Regions from separate parts of the Homo sapiens genome. Here region 2 is linked to region 1. A link is a contact called in ENCODE Hi-C or POLR2A ChIA-PET data. All regions are on one chromosome and are shown on one strand. The core of a region is the stretch at or near the end of the contact, and the rest is flanking DNA. Distances in the headings are between cores, read along the strand shown.

The links. A loop is a pair of places that touch in the nucleus more often than their neighbours do. ChIA-PET counts read pairs that join two places held with the same protein, here RNA polymerase II (POLR2A). Pooled maps may share reads with other maps.
Region 2: a loop to region 1 is called in a pooled map, with 4 times the contacts of the local background. The contact joins two enhancer-like sites. A Hi-C loop is called at or near these places in 1 of 50 pooled maps. POLR2A ChIA-PET finds 5 or more read pairs at or near these places in 2 of 52 experiments (A673 and activated naive CD8-positive, alpha-beta T cell).

The regions. Positions count from the first base shown.
Region 1 is chr19:44,735,593-44,738,258 of GRCh38, forward strand. No RefSeq gene overlaps it. Among named protein-coding and RNA genes, the nearest start is that of CEACAM16-AS1, 12 kb to the left of the region's middle. RefSeq lists an enhancer at 1,536-2,037. Within about 2 kb of position 1,304, at least 8 of the 41 ENCODE cell types and tissues checked have a DNase peak (open chromatin) inside an H3K27ac peak, as active enhancers do.
Region 2 is chr19:45,305,418-45,308,083 of GRCh38, forward strand. CKM (creatine kinase, M-type) reads right to left here. Exons shown (of 8, transcript NM_001824.5): 7 at 2,044-2,233; 8 at 996-1,511. The coding sequence ends at 1,333. Among named protein-coding and RNA genes, the nearest start is that of CKM, 16 kb to the right of the region's middle. Within about 2 kb of position 1,306, at least 2 of the 41 ENCODE cell types and tissues checked have a DNase peak (open chromatin) inside an H3K27ac peak, as active enhancers do.

The DNA.
Region 1 (2,666 bases), core at 54-2,553:
CCCAGAAGGCAGAGATTGCAGTGAGCCAGGATCATGCCACTGCACTCTAGCCTAGGTGACAGAGCAAGACTCAGTCTCAAAAAAAATAAAATAAAATAAATTGTGCTATATCCATGCAAGAGAATAGTATACAGCAATGAAAAAATAAACACACTCCAATAGATTCAAGGATATGAATGAAAAGCCAGGCAAGGTGGCTCACACCTGTAATCCCAGCACTTTGGGAGGCTAAGGGGTATGGATCACCTGAGGACAGGAGTTTGAGACCAGCCTGGCCAACATGGTGAAACCCCATCTCTACTAAAAATACAAAATTAGCCAGGTGTGGTGGTGCACACTTGTAACCGTACTCAGGAGGCTGAGGCAGGAAAATCACTTGAACTCAGAAGGCAGAGGTTGCAGTGAGCCAAGATTGCGCCGTTGCATTCCAGCCCGGGCAAAAAGATCGAAACTTTAAACTTTAGCTCAAAAAAAAAAAAAAAAAGAAAAAACAGAAAAGAATATGAATGAAATTCACAGACATAAAATTGAGTCAAAGAAGCCAGATCCAAGAGGTTGTACAATAAGATTCCCTTTAGGACAGGCATGGTGGCTCACGCCCGTAATCCCAACACTTTGAGAGGCTGAGCCAGGCGGATCACCTGAGGTCAGGAGTTCGAGACCAGCCTGACCAACATGGTGAAACCCCGTCTCTGCTAAAAATACAAAATTAGCCGGGCGTGGTGGCGCATGCCTGTAGTCCCAGCTACTCAGGAGGTTGAGGCAGGAAAATCGCTTGAACCCAGGAGGCGGAGGTTGCAGTGAGCCGAGATCGCACCATTGCACCCCAGCCTGGGCGACAATAGGAAAACTCTGTCTCAAAAAAAAAAAAATTAGCTAAGCATGGTAGCAATGCACCTGGGGTCCCAGCTAGTCGGGAGGCTGAGGCCAGAAGATTGGCTGAGGCCAGGAGTTCAAGGCTCCAGAGAGCTATGGTCACACCCACTGCACTCCAGCCTGGATGACAAAGCGAGACCCCATCTAAAAAAAAAAAAAGATTTCCTTTATTAAAAATTCAAAATCGTAGTAGTCGTAGGTAGCAAAAATATAAAGAAAAGCAAGAAAATTATACCATAAAAGACAAAATACAGGTCACCTTTCCAGGAGGGAGGGAGCTGTGAGGCATGAAGAGGCATGAAGGAGCTTCTGAGGAACTAGCAACACTATTTCTCTTTTTTTCTCTTTTTTTTTTTTTGAGACAGAGTCTTACTCTGTCACCCAGGCTCGCGTGCATTGGCGCAATAGCAATATTGCTCACTGCAACCTCCGCCTCCTCGGTTCAGCTATTCTCCCAGCCTCCAGAGTGTCTGGGACCACAAGGCGTGCACCACCATGCCCCACTAATTTTTGTATTTTTAGTAGAGATGGGGTTTTGCCATGTTGCCCAGGCTGCTCTCGAACTCCTAACCTCAGGTGATCCGCCCCCTCGGCCTTCCAGTGCTAGGATTACAGGCATGAGCCACCGCGCCTGGCCCAGCAACACTTTCTTAACCTAACTGTTTCCTTTACAAAAGTCTCTGAAACAGAACAATATATTTTAATTGTACGCAATTCTCCCCATGTTATATTTCATAATTTTCAGGGATTTTTTTTTAATCCCACGATTCCAAATCTCTGTTCCTCAAATGACGTGGCTCTCCAGGGGGCGGTGGGCAAAAGTTCTGAGCCCTGGCATGGAGCCCTGGCACAGAGACCTGGTGCACGGTGCACCAGGAACCCACAGGAGAATTTGGGATCTGAAACAGCAAATACAATTTGATTTTCCCAGAAGTGAGCAAATGTGCTGTGACTCTGTGTGACCACAGTGGGCTGAAGTGACAAGTTCAAGGGTAGGTGATGTTCAGAGTAGAGGCCACAAGCCAGCGCCTCCCCGCCCCCACCCCACCTCCTGCAGAGCGTGACGCCAGTAAGAGTGGTCATCTATTTCTCTTCCCACCAGCCACCCCAGAGCCTGGCTCTCCCTGGGAGGAGATGCAACCTCAACAATCCTGGGCCAGTCCCATTCTTTTTGGATGTGGAAATTGAGCCTGCCCAGGATTGCTTGGCTGAGAGGCTGCCGTGTTGGGATTTGCTCCTGACTTGCAACCACCTGACTCCACAGGGATGAGGCAGTAGAGACAGCCCTGCCCCATCCTCAGTATCCTGGGAATGTGTTGGAGGGTATGGGTGGCCCCGACTGGGACACTGGGATGACGGTTGGAAACAAGGGAGGTGAGTGTGCCATGTCCCGGCTCAAATGAGGAAGGGCCCAGTGTGACCTCGGCTTTCCCAGGAGCCTGAGGGACTTTTGCATCTGTATTTTTAAATGCTGGTGGCCACAGGGCAGGTTGTGGCCTTGAGTAGGGGAGGCACCGACTTCCAGGGAAAAGGCTGGAGTTTCAGGAAAGGGACTGTCCCTCCTGGATAGGCACCATGCTCCACCCTGCCAGGGTGGGCTTGAGAAGAGGGGCTTCTAATTCAATGGGAGGGCTCCTACTTAGGGAGTGGCTAGGCTGATAGGGGTGGCATGATTTCCCCCAACTCAAGTCAAGAAGGAACCACTAATCTGATGGAGGAGGCACATACCAGCTCCCTCCTGGGGAAATTTATATTTCCTAGTCTAATTTGATGGACAAAACTTAATTTTA
Region 2 (2,666 bases), core at 56-2,555, 570 kb after region 1:
AGGGCCCTTAATCTCTGTGACTCTTGAGGTTTGAAAAAGCACCTTAGGTTCCTGAGGGCTTTGTCGGTTCTTCCATTTACTCCCACCTCACTTTTTTTTTTCCCTAAAACGTTTGTCTTTTGGGGCCCACCGACTGTGTCCTTGTTAACGTAGACATTGGCCTGTTTGACTGGGTGGAGGTGATTGACGTGCCCAACACCCAATGCATGTTCAGCTACTGCTTGACTTCTATTAACTCTTCTCCCTCCACCAATTGCTCTACCACACCTCTTTCCTGTTCCTTCCTGGGACTGAGTTCTCCAAAAGGCCTATCCCTAAAGACTTCATGGGGATGCTCAGACTCACAGATTGGAGAGGGAAACAGCTTGGTCAAAGACATTGAGGTGGGAATTGGAGGGTGTCAGGTGTGAAAGAATCAGAGGAGTAATGGGGAAAGAACTGGAAAGGTGAGCCTCCAGCAAATGGTATGCATTTCAGTGTGGCCTTGAGTTGCAAAATAACAGAAAAGCTTTCTAGGAGAAATGGGGAGCCATGGCAGGTTCTTGAGAAAGTAAGGGACTGGCAGCAGCTACAGAGGGATGAAGTCAGACGGGACAGAAGGAGGCCACTGAGAAGCAGAATATAGGTAGATGTGACGAGCTGCATGGGAGGTCTCAAAACTGGAGACCGTTGGGCTAAATTCAAGTTTCAGACATTTCGTTTGGCTGCATTCCTCCCCAGCGTGGACCTCGTGTTTGAGATCTGAGCATGACTAATTCAAAGCCATAGTTGGAAAGGGCCCATGCTTTGGGTGAGTGACACTGGGCTCAGTGTCTCTCTGGGTCTCAGATTCCCCATAGAGCCTTCTAATTTTTGGACTAGATTCTGTGACCTAACTTTGCCTCATTTTAGACCCGGGATAAGACATGTTTAGTACATGCCTAGACAGGACAAACCACTCTGAGACCACACAGTGGCCAATTGCACGTCCTCCCTCAATAACTATCGCACAAAGCTAAGGCCACCAATGCTTTTATTTATCGCTTTGCGTGGAGACAAAGCACAAGCTCCGAGTGTGCTGGGAGCTCTCCATTAACTAGAGCTCCTGGTTGGGGTGGAGCTCTGGGAAAAGAAGAGGACCCTGCCAGGGAGATATTTCATTGGCCAGAATCCAGAGGATGGAGCCCATTGGTTGGAACTCTGGTTGAAACTGGAACTCTGAGAAGGGTGGAGAGAGCCCCCAGGTGGGACTCTGGGACAGGGGGCGGGGCGAGGAGTGAGGGAGCAGGACTCTGGTGGGCCAGGCCCTCCCACTGGCTGGGTTCCAGCAGTCGGTGGCAGGTGGGCAGGCGCCTACTTCTGGGCGGGGATCATGTCGTCAATGGACTGGCCTTTCTCCAACTTCTTCTCCATTTCCACCATGAGCTTCACACCATCCACCACCAGCTGCACCTGTTCTACTTCGGACGAGCCCAGCCGATCAGCGTTGGACACGTCAAATACTGAGCCCACGGCAGCTGTGTCCACGCCACCTGTGGGAGCAAGGGACAGGGGCGTGAAGAGGCAGCGAAGGTGCAGAGGGGCTGGGACGTGGCCCCCGTGCCAAATGCAACAGCCGCATGTAGTGAGTGCCTACTGTGTAACAGGTTACCTGCACACAGGTAATGCCTGTTCATTCGTGAGCTCACGAGTCTCTGACTTCAGATGGGGTACCACGCCACTCAGTTATCAAACATAGTATAGTGGGTAAGAGAGTGGGTTCTGGAGCCAGGCGGCCTAGGGTCGAATCCTGACCACTCCTCGCTTTATAAATGGGGAAACTGAGGCCCCGAGGGAGGTCCAAGGGCATGTGCAATGCATATTATATAATCATGAAAATCCCACATTGACTCCTATCACATAGGCATATTGACACCCATTTTACAGAGGAAGAAATGCAAGCTCACAGAGGGTCAGCCCTTGCCGGATCCCCAGAACTCGCAGGGATGTCGCACCTCTCCTTGCATCCCTGCAAAGGGCCCTCGCTCCCCCTCCGTCGTGGTGCAAAGGATGTGGGAGCCGTACCTGTACCCCTCTTCTGCAGACGCAGGCGGGTGAGGATCTCCTCGAACTTGGGGTGCTTGCTCAGGTGCGCCAGCTTCACATGCACGCCTCCACGCAGCCCAGTGCCCAGGTTGGATGGGCAGGTGAGCACGTAGCCCAGGTGCTGGTTCCACATGAAGGGGTGGCCAGCTTTCTTAAAGATCTCCTCAATCTGAGGTTCAGAGAGAGGACCAGGGGTCAGCGCCGGCAGGCACCCCCAAATGCACCCGCAACATGGACAGGGTCCGGAGGGACAGGGCGTGGGAACGTGGTGGAGGTGGGATTCTGAGGGGAACAGGGAGGTAGGAGATTCCGAGGGTGCTGGCTAGACAATGGGGACCAAGGCAGGATTTTGAGGGGCGGGGACTAAGAACGCTTTGAAGGCGGGTTTTTTTTTTTTTTTTTTCCAGAGTCTCTCTGTGTCACCCAGGCTGGAGTGCAATGGCGTGATCTCGTCTCACTGCAACCTCTGCCTCCCAGGTTCAAGCGATTCTCCTGCCTCAGCCTCCCGAGTAGCTGGGACTACAGGCGCGCGCCACTACGCCTGGATAATTTATTTATTTATTAATTTTTTAGTATAGAGACGGGGTTTCACCATGTTGGCC